2 separate regions of the Mus musculus genome follow, and region 1 is linked to region 2. A link is a loop called in an ENCODE intact Hi-C map of the cell type or tissue named here. Cell type or tissue: left cerebral cortex. All regions are shown on one strand. Links, peaks and the distances in the headings refer to the core of each region. The heading gives the core; the rest is flanking DNA. Region 1 overlaps Ints7 (integrator complex subunit 7). Region 2 has its middle 18 kb from the start of Nek2.

Region 1 (8,275 bases), core at 1,912-4,411, 190 kb before region 2:
TCATTGAGGGCGTCTGAAACCAAGTCATCAGTAAACCGAACATGCATGTGCTATGCGGAGCAGTGGCCTCATAAACATTCTAGCGTCCGTCACCATCCTGAGTTCTGCTGTGGGTGGTTTCCGAGCACTCTGCAGAAGCAGGTCCTGGGAAGTGCTGTAGCTCTGCCTCCTTAGGGTTAGCCTCATGATTTTCATCTGCCTATTGAAATTCTGGACATGTTTTAAGCATAGCACACTTCACTGGTGTGGGATTCAGAATCCTGTGTTGCTTATGGAGAAAAATGGTGAACCTACAAAGAACGTGCCCGTGAGTCCCCATAACTTAAACAAGGTGCTCTTTAAAGTGTAGCAGTGCACTCTCCCTCTTGCCCCTTTGCAGTACTGGGGACTGAAGCGAGAGCCTCAGTGCAGGCTCGGCAGTCCTCCACTCAGGGGTAACCAGGCTGTTCTCTCTGCAGAGTGCTCTCAGCTGTATGGTGAAGCTGGCCAAGGGCCGGCCCCATCTGAGCAGGTCAGTGGTTGACACTCTGCTAACTCAGCTGCACAGCTCTCAGGATGCTGCCCGGATCCTCATGTGCCACTGCCTGGCAGCCATTGCCATGCAGCTCCCGGTACTGGGCGATGGAATGCTTGGGGACCTCGTGGAGCTCTACAAGGTGATTGGACGATCAGCCACAGACAAGCAACAGGAACTTCTGGTAAGGAACTGCTTTTTCCTGCTGTAAATGACTAGGAACTAGTCTGTTGGCAGATACCTAAGAATGCCAGCACTAATGTTGGACTTTATTTGAAAAGCAAACAGGTTAACGTAATTCTGCAGGACTGGGGATATAGTGCAATGTACAGTGTTTGCCCAACATGTAGAACACCCTAGCTTTCATCACAGTACTACAAAAAATATTTAAAATTAAGGCAGTACCAGTAACTTTTGTTGTTTTCTTTTGAGACAGAGTGTGACTGTGTAGTGCAGGTGTGCCTTGAACTCAGGGCAGTACTCTTGTCTTGAACTCACAAGCACTGGCTGGGATTACAGTCGTGAGTCTTTGTTCCCAGCTACCAGGAGCTTTTTCTAAAAGTTAAACCTCTTAGGAATCTGATAAAAATGCTGAACTAGAAGCCATAACATACACACAAAGGATCTAGTGCAGAACCTTAGCCGTGCACACCCTTGCGAGCTGCCTTGGACCCTGAATTCATGTGTGCTTTGATCATATTGGTCTAGACAACCTTTTTTTCCTTGCTGTCCTCCATCCCTCTGGCTCTTACATTCTTTCTGTCTCCTCTTCTGAGGGTTCTCTGAGACATAAAGGGAGGGATTTGATGGAAACACTCTGTTTAGAGCTGGATATTTCAAAGTCTTTGGCTTGCTGTATAGTATGTCAGCCAGGTTTGTTTTTTATTGAAGTGGCATTTGAGCTAGTGATCTCTGTCCTTTTTTATTAGCACTACTAAAGCCAATTTTAAAAAGAAAACACGAGGGGTTTTTTGTTTTTAATCTAAGAAAGAATACAGTAAAATGTTTGCATCTGACTTTGCTGAAGGAAACAATGCTAGCCCGGGCATTGTGATGCATGCCTTTCATCCAGCACTAGGGATGCAGAGCGAAGGCATCCTGGTCAACATGGTGAGTTGTAGGTCAGCTGGACCCAGTCTCAAAAAAGATGAGAACAGTGTTAGGTATAGAGTTAAATCTACCCCAGCTCTGCTCCACCCTGTCTGCAGCTTCAGGAAGGAGTGGTATTGAGCTCACAGTCTGAGAGGGCTCTGTCCAGCATGGCGGGGAGGGCGTGGCCACCGGAGCCTCACAGGGTGGCCATATCACATGATGCCAGGAAGCAGAGAATGATGAGCACCCCGTGTGTAATCTTTGTCATCGGTCCAGGGTTTCAGCCACGGCATGTGCTGTCCCTGCTGAGGATAAGTCATCCCACCTTGGTGAAACTCTGGAGAAACCTGAGGTGTGAGCCCATGATGTCCTAATTAGGGTGTTAGTTACTGGGATGAAGTGTCAAGACCAGAAAGCCAGTTGGGGAGGAAAGGGTTGGTTTGGCTTACACTTCCACATTGCTATTCATCATTGAAGGAAATCAGGGTGGGGACTCAAGCCAGGTAGGAACCTGGAGACAGGAGCTGGTGCAGAGACCATGGAGGGATGCTGCTTACTGGCTTGTTCCTCATGGCTTGCTCAGCCTGCTTTCTTATAGAACGCAGGACCAACATCCCAGGGATGGCATTACCACAATGGGCTGGGCCCTTCCTCATTAATCACTAATTAAGAAAAAAATTACCCTACAGGTATGTCTACAACCTGATCTTACAGAGGTTCCCTCTTCTCAAATGACTTTAACCTAACACAGCTATCCAGCATACATGGTAATTTTAAATCCAGTCAAATTGAAAGTGAAGGTGAACCATCACACTCCCTATGTTAACTCCTCCTCCTGTCTTTCCTCTGTGCACTGCACTTGCACTTGGGTGACCTCAGCATATGCATTGCTTTGCATGTCTTAGCTTTGTGCAGAGGTTATGCTGCCAGTCAACTTTCACCGTTTGCCTTCCTTGCTAGTAATTTATATTGATCTCTGGGTTTATTTCACTGATGGATTTCACTGGGTGACTATATCATAATTCATTTTTCCTTAATTGTGAGCCTTTTTCTCCTAGTTACTTTATAAGCAGTGCTCTGAGTAAAAGGAATACATTGCTTAATGACTTAAACATGATAAATGAAATATCAACAGAAGGTAAGTCCACTTTGTTCCTTTGTATCGTACTTAGCTATTTGGTGTGATGTGCATAAGCGCATGAGGAGGTCTGGGGACAACTTCCCTTTCACTGTGGAAGGCTGAGGTATTGAACCGAGGTCATCAGGCTTGGCAGCAGCCATGTTTACCTGATGAGCCGTCTCAGTGGCCCTAAATTCTCTTCTGTTTTGCTGATCTTTAATTTTTGTCTTTGTCTTTGAATAAAATTACGTGTCTTTTTTACTTGTTTTCTGTTAGGTAAGTTTGGCTACTGTGATTTTCGTAGCCAGCCAGAAAGCATTGTCTGCAGAAGTGAAGGCGGTAATCAAGCAGCAGCTTGAAAGCGTCTCCAGTGGGTGGACCGTGTACCGGATTGCCAGGCAGGCTTCCAGAATGGTATGGGCTTCCCTATTGAGTGGAGGTGTTTGGTGGGATGTTAGAACATGCACTATAAGTGATGTGGTCATTTTTATAGTCAGAACTCAAAGTATATATGGAAGTTGTCTTAGTCAGCGTTCTCTTGCTGTGAAGAGGCGTCTTGGCCAAGGCTGCTCTTGTAAGAGAAAAGCATTTAGCTGGGGCTGGCTCACAGTTTCAGAGGGTTAGTCTGATCATGGTGGGAGGTGTGGTTATGACCAGGAGGTGCTGGAGAAGTACCTGCGAGTGTGATCCTGATCCATAGGTGTCAGACAGAGACGCTGAGCCTAGCTTGACTTTTGAAACCTCATATCCCAAGCCCAGGCACACATCTACTGCAGCAAAGCCACACCTCCTAATCCCTGTAATCTCTTCAGACAGCTCCACTCCCTGAGGACCGAGCATTCAAACCTGCCCCATGGGGCCATTCTCAAGACTTGCTTGTTACTTAGGCTCTCTGAGGATGGCAAAGGCACTGTCCTAACTTAACTTTCCTCATAAGCTGTAGTAAGTGTATAAGTAGGTGACGGCGCACACTGTGTCCGTACGTTGTTAGCAACACGTACACTTTGCTATAGGTTGTGGTATCAGGACCTCTTCCCACCTGCTGTTTCTGTCATTATTTATCAGCACATATTTTCTTCTCATTCTTTCTCCAACCTTATCATTGGATTTCTTTAAGAAATACAAAGCATGGGGCTGGAGAGATGGCTTAGTGGTTAAGAGCACTGACTGCTCTTCCGAAGGTTCTGAGTTCAAATCCCAGCAACCACATGGTGGCTCACAACCATCCGTAATGAGATCTGACTCCCTCCTCTGGAGTGTCTGAAGACAGCTACACTGTACTTCTATATAATAAAAATAAATAAATCTTTAAAAAAAAAAAAAAAAAAAAAGAAATACAAAGCATAATTAGTCCAGAGACCAGAGTGTGGGGCACGGCTCTGGTGGTCAGAGCAGGAGCATAGACTGCAATGCTGACTGTAAGGGCGTGCCGGGATCTTGGGCATCTGTGCCTCTAAGGTCCTGAGTGCCATTCACCTTCTGCCTCCTAAATAGCTCCTGAAAAATGACACACAGGTACTTTTTGTATTTTACACTAAAATTCTAGACTTGAGTTACAATTCACTCCAGTTATTTTCCCACTGGGGCTTTTAGTTTTAGTAAAGAACTTGAGGCATTGTGTTATATAAAAAGCAGCTCGGCATTTTTTTTTCTGAAGAAGTAGACTGTCTTAAGGAGTTATGTAATATGAGATGTGATTTTTGAGCTTATTCTGGGTTTCTCTTTTACTTGCTGAATGTAGAGCCTCACCCTGGCCTCTTTTTTTGTTAGGGCAACCACGACATGGCTCGAGAGCTTTACCAGAGTTTGCTGACGCAGGTTGCATCAGAACACTTCTACTTCTGGCTGAACAGTCTGAAGGAGTTCTCCCATGCGGAGCAGTGTCTGACTGGGCTGCAGGAGGATAGCTTCAGCTCAGCACTTTCCTGCATTGCTGAGTCTTTGAAGTTCTACCACAAAGGGATCGCCTCCCTAACGGTGAGTCCTCTCCCCGGTCGTGGTGACTGGGGTAGGATGCTCGTCTCTCTGCCTTGGCTTATCTATCCTCTTTTGACAACTTGTGAAACCTGGTGGCAATATCAGAAAATACATATACACAGAAATAAAACTCTTGTTAGTATTCTTAGTTGGTGAAAACTTCTTTTATACCACATGTACAGAAAATTGCTGACTTGAGGCAGAATGGTAAGTGCTGTGGAGAGAGGCTCCTTCCTCCACGTTCTTAATCAGTAAGACTCTAGCCTGCTGCCATCCATCCCATCACCAAGCACGCCCCATCCTCCTCTCTTCTGTCTGACTGCTCACCAAGTAGAGGGTTTTGTAGGGTGTTTGTAATGTTTGGAACATTTGTGTGTGGTAATCCGTTCTCCGGTGCCCTCCCCCACCCCTCTCTCTGCAGTGATAATGTCTAAGCCTCCTGTGCTGTCTTAGGAATGACTGAGCAAGTAACATGCTAAGTTTAGGCAGCAATGAGCCTCTGAATGTCAGTGAGATGTTCAGGTGTCAGGCGATGCTACCCGTAGTGAGTTTCTCGACGTTGTTACATCTGTCACACGGTAGCTTAGGTATTTACCTATCGGGTTATTATGACTTGTGCATAAACTGACGCATGCAGTCCTCCCATGGCTTCCGGGAAGGTGGATTCCAACGCACTCACGTAGGCACGGATGTCCAAATCCTTGTATGTTCAAGACCCCCATTAAAAAGAAAGGTGCAGCCTTTACATGCGCTCCATGAACACGCCTCTTGTGCTTCAGATCATCTCCAGGCACCTTGTAATGCTGTGTTGTGCTAGCATCCTCCTGTGCTCTGTGAGGAAGAGATAGGAAACGTTAGTCTGCGCATGTGCGTTCCATCCTAGTGCACTTCCTCCCTGAGCATTGGGAACGAGGCGCTGACACTGCATGAAGCCCCTCTCTCTATCCCAGGCCGCCAGCACACCGCTGAATCCTTTGAGCTTTCAGTGTGAGTTTGTAAAGCTCCGGATCGATCTCCTCCAAGCCTTCTCGCAGCTCATTTGCACGTGTAACAGCCTGAAGACAAGCCCTCCCCCTGCCATCGCCACCACCATCGCCATGACCTTAGGAAACGATCTTCAGAGGTGCGGCCGGATCTCCAATCAGGCATGTCTTCTTTTCTCTCCATTTTACATGATATTTATACTTCAGAGATTCTTGAAGATGAAAGGTTATACAAATTAAAGTCAATGGTATGTGTCAAGTACTCACTCTCAATGTTTGGCCGGATAGGATGGTGTGTTCTTTAAACAATCCCAGTGCTGTGTGTTGTACAGGAAGAGTGGAATTACGTTAAAGAGTTGGGAATATCTACAAAAGTACTAGTTATCCTATTGAAGCTCGAAGAAAGGAAAATGCAAGTGTCTTGTCTCTAGATGTCATAAGTAAATATACCCTGTGAACACTTAGAACTTCATTAGCCGTCTTTGTCGATTTTGTGTAATAAAGTTATGGAAATGACAACTCAATTTTTATTTGAACTGTTTTCAAGGATGAATTTTCTGTGCTTTAATTTGTTTTTCCCCTTCTTTGTAGATGAAGCAGTCCATGGAAGAATTCCGAAGCCTTGCTTCCCGGTACAGAGATCTCTATCAGGCATCCTTTGATGCAGATTCGGCCACTCTGAGGAATGTAGAACTGTATCCTATATTTCTTAAGATTCCTTGTTCTTGGGAAGTATTCTCTGAAATGTACAGTAAATTTGCTCAACTAAAAATGGAATAGATAATCCTAATATTTATTACAATTAACTAGTAATTTCTTCCTTTGAAATTGAGTAGGAGTAAAATAACTTTACTCTTGAACTTTTTGTTTTGTTGTGTTGTGTTTTTTTTTAAGTTTTTAAGGCTTTCTCTGTGCAGCCCTGGCTGTCCTGGAACTCACTCTGTAGACCAGGCTGGCCTCAAACTCAGAGATCTGCTTATATTCTGCCTCCTGAGTGCTGAGGTCAAAGGTGTGCACTGCCACTGCTTGGCTAAGCTTACTCTTAAACTTAAGCCAATCTTTTTTAAAGGGATGACTTCCTGGTGGTCTTGTCTACCTTAGAGAAGAACTGCCACAGCCCCTAGTTCTACCCAGGGCAATGATACAAACCTGTCATCCCCAGTACCAAGGAGACTGACACATGAGGCAGGAGATGGGAGCCAGCTGGAAACACAGCAAGGCTCCCTTAAACAGCCACAGCACAGCACACTGGTTCCATCTCCTTTGTCCTTTGTTGTGGTCACTGCTACATCTGTTCCCTCAACTCCCGAAGCCATCCATATTTTCTTATTAGCAATTTCTGATCTCATTGGAAAGAAGGGAAAAAAGAAACTGTTGTGAAGTTGTCAGGCTTATGAGTTAGTTCTTAGAGTTTTTATTGATTGATTGATTGATTGATTGATTGATTGATTGATTGGAACGTAATGAATGCTCTGTAACAAAAGTGTGTAGTGGTCTTTCTGTTCTTGTGTGTGACTTAACACTGTTGTAGCCAGCAGCAGAGCTGCTTACTGATAGCTCATGCCATAGAAGCCCTGGTTTTGGATCCTGAATCAGCAAGGTAAGTTGGATGATGCTGCCTTATATAATGTCGGGTGCATTGTTACGGGACCAACGATCGCACCAGGGTTTGAGGAAGAGGGGAAAGGAAAGCTGCTGGGGAGACCTGAGATTGCATTGCATGCAAGCCTTGCCGTACCACTTTGCCAGTTCAGTGTTTGAGAGCTCAGCCTTGCACGGTAGAAAGTCAGTCTCAGCCAAACAGATATTTTTCTTCCACATAGTGTGTCCATTGTAATAGTTTTATTTCTTGTCTTAATGACATTTAAAGTGTTTTACAGAGCCCTGGAGTCAGGCAGATATGACCACAGATGTCTTTTCACTGCTAGCTCAGGGAGTATATTTGTTCTCACTAAGGCATGGGTACGTAAGCTGCAGGCACAACTCCTTCTGCCCAGGCAGCGGAGATAGAATGAGCAGATGACACGTAGTGCCTCACTGAAAGGTTTAAAGGACTTTTAGCACGTATGTGCCTGGTGTGGATTGCCTGCACTGCACACACTTCCAGTGTGTTTAGGACTGCAGAGTTTTGTCTTATCTCTGTCAGAAATGTTTTCAGAGAAGGTGACAGGAAGGAATCTAGGCTAAGCTTTCCTAGCTCTGTCCCAGCAGCTCCCGCTCCGTCCAGTGCTTTTTTTCACTTCCAGGCTTTCCGTTCATAGCATTTCTTCAGCCATCCCCAGGTCTAATGGCATGCTGACCAAGTGATTTGCTAACCTGCTCCCTGTGTTCCATCTGTTACTTATATGATGTCATATCAGTATGTTACCTGCTGGCCCTTTCTCAAGTGTCTTTCCTGTATGGTGACAAATAGCCTTCATGTGAATAGCTAAGAATTATGTCATTTGTAGTCAGATTTGGGTTTGAGTTACAACTTGTGACTTAATAGTTACACAAGTGTAGTCAGATTAATCTTAACAAGCCTCAGTTTCCTTATCTGTAATTGGAAATAACTTCATTTTTTAAAAGATGAGGTGAGAATGTGAGCCA
Region 2 (8,275 bases), core at 2,134-4,633:
AGTATCTTTAAAACATCTAAAGTCTCTCTAAAATTTCAAATCTCTTAATTGTAGGCTCTTTAAAATAAAATTAAAAAATATAATAAGTTACATATTTCCTACAGCAGAAGAGAAAAATCAGGACCCAGTTACTTTCAAAGCAAAGCAAACCCAAAATCTAGCAGTGTGAAGCTAAATGTCTGACTCACAATCTTCTAGGCTCCCAAAAGCTTGCCACAGCACACACAGCAGAGTCCTAGGCTCAGTTACTCCACAGCTACTGCTGTCCTTAGCAACTGTCCCATGGTATTTCCAAAATGCTGGGGTCTGTTCTGATTGCGTTGCATCTTTAACAACCATGGGCTTTTTTCAGGGACTCTAACACTCCCACATGGTGCCAAAGACTCAAATTCTCTCCGTGACCTTTTTAATCCTGGGTCTTCTGCTTCCACTGAGACTCCATATTCACCAATAGCCTCTCCTGTCTTCTCACGGTACCGAGCCTCAGCTGCTCTCCATGACCCCCTCATGCTTTCAAAACCAGCACCACCTGAGAGACTCACATAAAACCAAGTCCCAGTAGCCCATCAAGTCACACCCCTTTCTGATCTCAACACATTAATGCTGTGTTTTCATGTATCATCTGACACAGCAAACCTTTACGGTATTCCTGTGGGGAGATTTTAATGATTTCTCATTTAAGAGTGGGATTTCTGGTCTCACATCTCACACACACTAGGCAAGTGCTCCACCATGAAGCTACACTCAGTCCTTAAAACAATGTTTGCTTCTGGAAAAATAAGCATAATAGACAATTTGTTAACCTAACACATCTTAGTATATCGTGGACAGTGCTGAGGGTATACACTCTATGGTAGATCCCATATGCAATTCTATTTTGTCTTCCAATATGGAGACTCTACAACAGTGACTCCATCCCTCACCTCTCTGCTCTACAGGTCACCACTCTGGCACATTTCCATGAATGTGGGAAGTCTACATACCTCCTATGATCCAAGTGTTATATTTATCTGTCGTTGCTTTCTTTCTTAGCCAGGGTTTTTTTGTATATCCCAAGCTGGCCTTGAACTTGCTATATAGCTAGGACTTAGGGAAAACCTCTAGGTCCCTTCCTCCCAGGGTCTCATCCTAGAATGCACGGTCCCCACCCTGGCTTGTTGAACCTGGAACTCCTGCTCCTATACCTCTTGAGTGTTAGTATCAGAGGCTAGTTCCACCACATTTGTTGTAAGGAGTGCTGGGGACCGAACCCAGTCTCTGTGTGTATTTGACAAATGCTCTAACAATTTAGCCAAATCCCTCATTTACCCTTTTGTGACTGGCTTGTTTTACGTAATTCCTTGAGGTTTTTGCCTTTTGGAGTATATATCAACATTTCTGAGGATTTCCTTTTGGCAAGACATCTATAGACAGGAAACAGGGACTCATACAGCATAGTGGATGGTCTTTGTACCTCAAAAATGCAACATACCTGTAATCCTAACTCTTAGAAGGCAAGAGGATTGTGAATTCAAGGCCAGCCTGGGCTACATAGTTGTAACCCTTTCCAAACAAAACAAAACAAAACAAAACAAAACAAAAAAACAAAAAAAAAACTTTCTATGAGATCGCCTAGAACCAACCAAACATAAAAGAGATTTTAAAATATTTATTTATTTATTTATTTATTTATTTTAAATCCTCAAACACCTAGAATAAGTGAGAGCAGACTGAAGCCCAGGCGGTGGGAACACTGCTCTGGTGTAATGGGCCCTCCCAACCCAAAGGTTCAGCCAACCCTGGACAGAAACTCTCTTTTACGTGTTATGCATTGCTATTGACAGACTCCGAAAGGAGCCCCTCACTCAGGCCTCAGGACAATAGCGGACACCCAAGAACTCACGAGAGACCGAGCTTGTTGCAAACCACATGAGGCTTTATTGGGGGGGGGGGAGCCAGAGCTCTGGGGGACGACTCATATCCCACGCAGGGGTAGAGGAGTCGACCTCGAGGGGAAAGAGGTCCCAGTTTTTTAGGCCCTCGGGGGGGGGGGAAGGAGAGGGGGAGAGTAGGGGATTTCCAGATCTAAACAATGTCTATTCTCAAGAAATGGGTATGGGAGGGGTACAAGGAAAGAGTCTGATGCAGGTGTAGCAACTCAGGATTGGCCGGGGAGATTTTCTGACTCTTTCCCAGCAACCAATATCACAAACACCTGGCAATGGGCTTCATCCGTGGGCACACACATGGGTCAAGGAACGGTCAAAACATTGGCAGACACACAGGTTCAAGGAGTGGCCAGAGCATTGTGCACCTCTATTTTTCTAAATCTGTGAAGCTAGTTCTGCTAACACTGACATCTATCTTGCCAATTTCAGGGCTTCTGTGTCCTTTTACATTCTGTCAGGATCTTTCAATATGTGCTATGGTTACTCCTGAACTCTTTCTTAGGATTGCCCTCGGAATGGTAATGTAGGCTTACACTGCACAGGCATTGTAAGTTGCCTAGAGAACGCTAATATATGCAGGAGGAAGTAGGTAGGTAATATGCAAATACAATGCTAATTTATTTTATGGGAGCAATTCAGGGCTTGGTGTGGCAATCCTGGAATCGGTCCCGAGGTTAACCAGGGACTGTTCAATGGCTCTGCTAAGAAGTTAAGTAGCTGTAGAGACCACTAGTCCTTCACGACATCCCACAGGGGGTCAGCATGGCGGCTGTTTGACAGGCTTTATGTAGGAGAGAGGGATTCGTGCTGGGGATGCTTGTGGGAAGGAAGAAAGGTAGAGGAAGCTGCAGTGGGGGAGGGGAGGCTGGAGTCCAGAAGCCTGGGGCTAAGAGACTAGGATGTGCTCAAGGAGTCAGAAGCTTGGATAAGGTGGAGCAACAGGGTCAATTCTGTCTGTGAGGCTCTCTCAGGAGCAAAGTGGGCAGGGAGGGACACCTGTTCCCAAGCGACATCTGACCCTCTTCCAAACAGGTGTAGCAGGTATTTCTAGATCTGAGTGCACGGAGAGGCTGACACATCACTGACACCCTCAACTTCCCATGAGTCAGAGCTATAACTGGGGGTGGGGGTGGGGGTGGATTTCCTCTTCAAATCACAGTTCACACCACATCTCTTCAAGATATAGTCCAGACTATTAATCAAGAAGTCTCCCTTCTTCTTAGAACCTTAGGTGGCTTTCAAGAATCCAGACAACGGAGTCAGGAGAACCAGGGAGCATTTGTAGCTAAATGAGTGTGTTCCCGAAAGAACGAAAGCTTTCCCTCCCCTCTGCTTGGCACATAGCTCACTGGAATGCTTTCTCAGTCACGTAGGAAGCCCTAGTGGGAATCTCAGATGAGCACTCCCATATGCTGGCAGCCTGGAGCCCACTGCACAGGGAGCCTGTCTAAACCCAGCCAGGCAAGTGCACTGGGGATGCACATAATCTCAGGACTTAGGGAAAACCTCTAGGTCCCTTCCTCCCAGGGTCTCATCCTAGAATGCAAGGTCCCCACCCTGGCTTGTTTTCTTCCCTTTGGAAGAGCTTGAGTCTGACCTGGCCAGTGACTCAGCCATCTTTGCCCCGGGGAATTCTTGGAAGGAGGTGAGGAAACTGCTTTCTGTGAAGGTTGTGCCTGGGCCTGCTGTAGAAGACTGGAGGCTGCAGAATGACGTACAGCCACCTCCTAGAAGTCTGAATGACAGGGGAAGGTCCCTGCATTATCATCCCTTAAAAGTTACTGGCAGGGGAGTTGGTCAGAACACGAAAGTTCTAGAAATGAGCTCATTGGGTTTGCAAATCTCCTTTGGCCTGTCTGACCCGCTTGGGCAGTTGTCCACAGCAGTGGCAGAAGCTTCATTCAGGTCACATCACATTCCGTGAGGTAACAGGAAGCACTCGGGTTACAAGTCACACTATTTCCAGCACAGGAAGGTCTTGGTGGGTGTGAGGCAAACTCTGCTTTGGAAAAACATGGGTCCTCTCTTCCACAGACACCTCCTTATCATGTCACCCTCAGAGTACCTCATCTCTAGCCTTACCTATTCACGCCCTTCCTTGTTCAGATCACCCAGGACAATGATATACTGCCTGGTGTCTGGGGACCGATTGCCTGTGCAACTTGACTTACAGGCTGCCGCTCCTAGACCAAGTTGAGATCCAGATTCCTGACAACCTTTGTCCCATTAACCCTCACACCCAGAAGGCCAAGAGCCAGGTAGCATCATAACCTCACCATTTACCCAAAAGATTTGATCTCGGAAGTGTCCGATGCTGTAGACGGGGAGGGTCGCTGTTACAATAAATAATAAAACTGTAATTGGCCAATGTTTGCGGTTCTCGCTCCAGGGCCCCAGCACCGGACATGCATTACCAAATGTCATCTCCACAGTTTTAAAAGTCAGTCCTGAGATGGGGACTATCTTTAACCCTTTAGTAAAGAAAACCAAGTGTCAGTAAGCCAGAGGCTAATTCTCAAACATTCCCCGAGCTGTGCTTTTGTCTGATAGTGTCACCAGTCTGCAGGGTCATCCCCATGCCCAAGAAGGTGTATAGCAACTGGCCAGGCGGAAGAGGTCGGTAGGTCTGGATATAGTCAGAGCCTGAAATTCTTAAAAGCTCCTGTCTTAGTCAGGGTTTCTATTCCTGCACAAACATCATGACCAAGAAGCCAGTTAGGGAGGAAAGGGTTTATTCAGCTTACACTTCCACATTGCTGTTCATCACCAAAGGAAGTCAGGACTGGAACTCAAGCAGGTCAGGAAACAGGAGCTGATTCAGAGGCCATGGAGGGATGTTCCTTACTGGCTTGCCTCCCCTGGCATGCTCAGCTTGCTTTCTTATGGAACCCAAGACTACTAGCCACAATGGGCCCTCTTTCTCCTTGATCACTAATTGAGAAAATGCCCCACAGCTGGATCTCATGGAGTCATTTCCTCAAAGGAGGATCCTTTCTCTGTGACAACTCCAGCTTGTGTCAAGTTGACACACAAACCAGCCAGTACAGCTCCCTCACATGGCTGCTGCTCCAGGGCTCAGGCCCTGAGGATTCTACCTTACAGCACAGGGGGCTCCAGACCTCCAGCAGATAGCCTGGGTCTCTCACATTCCTCTGCTGTGTTCATTTCTCGGTCTTAATCCGAGAAATCAAGCCCCTGCAGCCAGGGAGCCCTCCAGAGGGGACAGACATCAGCACCCACAGTCACACTCCATAAACAGCTTCCAGGACAACACACTTAACAGCACGTATGGTCACTCTAGACCTAACTTGAGCCAAGCTGGCCCCATTGGGGCACAGCCTTCAAGCACACTGGGGTCAGGGCTAAGCAGGAAATAAAACCCACAGACAGCTCATATCACCTCGTAGTTCTTACTCTGGTTTCAGCTATGTTTGGCGACTGGATGGCCTTTCTTCTCACCCCTGAAGACAAGACTCTCTTATTTCAGTCCCCCACTATGTGCCTGACATCTAGAATGGTGGCTGACACTTGGGACGGGGACAGGGAAAGGAATGGACAGAGGGCTGAGCAGATAAAGAAGAGATGAGAAGCTGGGCTCGATGACATGTAGTTTTCATCCCAGGATTCGGGAGGCTGGGGCAAGTGGATCCCTGAGTTCCAGGACAGCCTGGTCTACAGAGTGAGTTCTAGGACAGCCAGGACTACACAGAAAGAGCCTGTCTTAAAGAACTAAAATAGAAGAAGAGGGGGAGGAAGAGGAAGAAAAGAGGAAGACCAGGAGGACCAGGAGGAGGGCCAGGAGAGATAGAGGACAACTGAGTGAGATAAGATGAAGGAGGTTGGTTGACTGAAGCTGGGGTAACTTGCTGGTGGTTCCTAAGAAACCCCACCTGCCTTCTCTGCCTTCCCAAACCCAGCTCCCTTGAGCAGGTAAAAGCTGTGGCCTGTGGATCCCAACCTCGGCTCATCCACTTTGCTACCTTTCCTCTAACAGCAGGTGTGGGTGGGTGGGTGGCTCACATGACAGAAGTCAGAGGCTCAGGGCAGGCAGGGTCGATGAGGGCAGTGTGGGAGAATCCTAGACCTCTCCTGAGACTGTGGTGCCCTGCTGGACATCTCTGGGGGTGATGGTAAATATTGACCACCAGCTTGGCAGAATCTTGAATTACTCAGAAGACAAACTTCCAGGCATGCCCGAGAGTGTTTCTAGACGGGGTTAATCGAGGTGGGAAGACTCAGCCTAAATGTGGACGGCAGCATTTCATGGGGAGAGGTCCTGGGCTGAACAAAAGGAGGAGATGAGCTGAACTCCAGCATGCATCTCTCTGTGGTTCCTGACTGCAGATGCTACAGGACAGCTGCTCACCCCTGCTGTCATGCCCTGCCCCCCACCATGATGGACTGTACTCTCCAACTGTGAGCCAGATAAGCCCCGCCAGAGGTAAAGTCACTTTTGTTGGGTACCTTTTGACAGCACAGAAATAACGAACATACCTGGCCTGTGGCTGCATTGTGGTCTGTCTTCCTGTGTGTTCCTTCTCCCTGTGTGTGACCCTTTCTGAAAGGCAACAGCCATTGGGTAAAAGCCCACCAATGACCTTATCTGGCTGAATACACTGACTGTGGGCATCCTGTTCTGAGTGCATGATGGTCATGTGCTGAGGTCCTGGGGTCGGGGCTCCAATACATCTTTTTCTGTCAGTTAGACTTTTATATCTAGGAGGGAGACATGTTGGAAGGCAGAAAGGGGAGGATCTGGGGAGACCTCCCAAGGATGTGGTCCCTCAGGCTGGCGAAGAAAAGGTCAGGTGCTAGGGGCAGTGGGCTTCCACACCCTGGGACCCCTGAGGCTGGAGAGAAAAGCTGAGGGCCTAGGAGCTGAAATGAGGTCCCCACCCCACCCCACCTCCGATTCCACAGGTATCATCAGTGAGGGCCCACTGCTCACAGGAGGACAGCATGGATAGACCTTGAATGTTGCACCCTGTCAAGAGCAAGAGCTGCCAGGGAAGGAAGCCATGCAAGAATTTCAAGCCTCCCTTTCTGGAACTTTCCATCATGGGTAAGAATACAACACTCTTCACCTCCTTTCTGAGACACAGGAAGAGAAAAAGGTCACTCGGGGGCACAGGTCTGTCTGGGCCCAATGCCATCACTCAAGCACCAGGTCATTTTTTTCATCATTTCTTCATTTTTTTTCATCTTTATTTCTTTTCATTTAACAAAATGATTTATTTTATGTGGATGAGTTGTCCAACCTAAATATTTGTATGTGCACCCTGTGCCTGCAGTACCTGCAGAGGCCAGAAGAGGGTGATAGAAACTGAAGTCAGAGATGGTGAGCCGCCTGCAGTCTGTGTCTGAGACCAGAGCCTGGGTCTTGCAGCAGTGCTGTTAGCCGCTGGGCCATTTCTCCAGTGCTCTTTCAACTTTTTGAGAATGTTGTGGGTGTTTTTGTTTGTTTGTTTTTGCTTTGTTTTTTGAGTGTTTGTTTTGAGCCGAAGTCTGAGTAGCCCAGCTGGCCTCCTACTGACTCTATGGCCTTGAAATCCTCTTCTTCTGCCTCCTAAGTGCTGGAGTTACAGGTCTGAGTCGCCAGCCACGCTCAGACTGGGGACTGGACACCAGGCTTCTTCCTGCGTGCTAGGCAAGCACTCTGTCAACTGGGCCAGGTTCTTGAAGTTCTTTCTCCACCCATCTTTACTTCCCAGGCCATCTCTGAAGGTGGGCTGCTTCTAACCCCCATCAGGGGAGAGGGAAAAGGGGTATTTCCCAGCTTCGGCCTGGCTCGGGCCCTTGGTAAAAGCGGCCGGTAGGTATAGTACTCTGTCAGGGCATGTGTTTGCAGTGAGGCACACACCCCTCAGAGTGAAGCTGGGGAGCATGGCAGAGCCCAGCTCACAGCACAGGGAAAGAACCGAAGTCAGGTTCTGGGCTGCTGGAAAACCTGGGTTAGGGGAGAGCCTCCTGACTTGTCCCAAGTCTCTCAGCTTGTGACCTCCCTGAGCTGTCTGTCTTCTTTAGGTGCATCTATTCAGTCTGGTTGCTGCTAGCCCCTCTCTACGCTCTGGTAAAGCCTCTAAGCGCACATTAAGGAGAACTCTTATCTGCAGTGTGTCTGGGAAGAACCTTCAAGCAGGAGAGTCCCACATGCAGGGCTCCAGCTTCACCCTTATGGGCTCACATCAAGGTCATGGTGGGTGAGGGGGAAGAAAAGAGACAAGCTCAGAACAAACCCTCCCAGGTTATCCAACCTATGGGTCCCAAAGCCCCTTCGGAACATCTCCATCACGAAGAGCACTGCTCACTGGCGGTCCCAGAAATGGGGTCAGCCTTTCTATATTCAG

Evidence for each region. Hi-C counts contacts between places; a loop is a spot of excess contacts. Peaks named below come from ENCODE experiments on the same cell type or tissue, not always from the same donor. Only the 100,000 strongest peaks of a DNase experiment are listed, where the experiment ranks them.
Region 1: a loop joins it to region 2, with 9 times the contacts of the local background. A loop is called at or near these places in 5 of 42 quality-filtered maps.

What each region holds. Positions count from the first base shown.
Region 1 is chr1:191,607,362-191,615,636 of GRCm38, forward strand. Ints7 (integrator complex subunit 7) reads left to right here. Exons shown (of 20, transcript NM_178632.6): 11 at 459-698; 12 at 3,003-3,140; 13 at 4,497-4,703; 14 at 5,654-5,848; 15 at 6,278-6,381; 16 at 7,218-7,286. Among named protein-coding and RNA genes, the nearest start is that of Ints7, 36 kb to the left of the region's middle. In left cerebral cortex, for the core only: no CTCF peak of the experiment used is centred there; a DNase peak (open chromatin) is centred at 3,186; H3K27ac peaks cover 1,782 bases.
Region 2 is chr1:191,799,695-191,807,969 of GRCm38, forward strand. No RefSeq gene overlaps it. Among named protein-coding and RNA genes, the nearest start is that of Nek2, 18 kb to the right of the region's middle. In left cerebral cortex, for the core only: no CTCF peak of the experiment used is centred there; a DNase peak (open chromatin) is centred at 3,310; H3K27ac peaks cover 896 bases.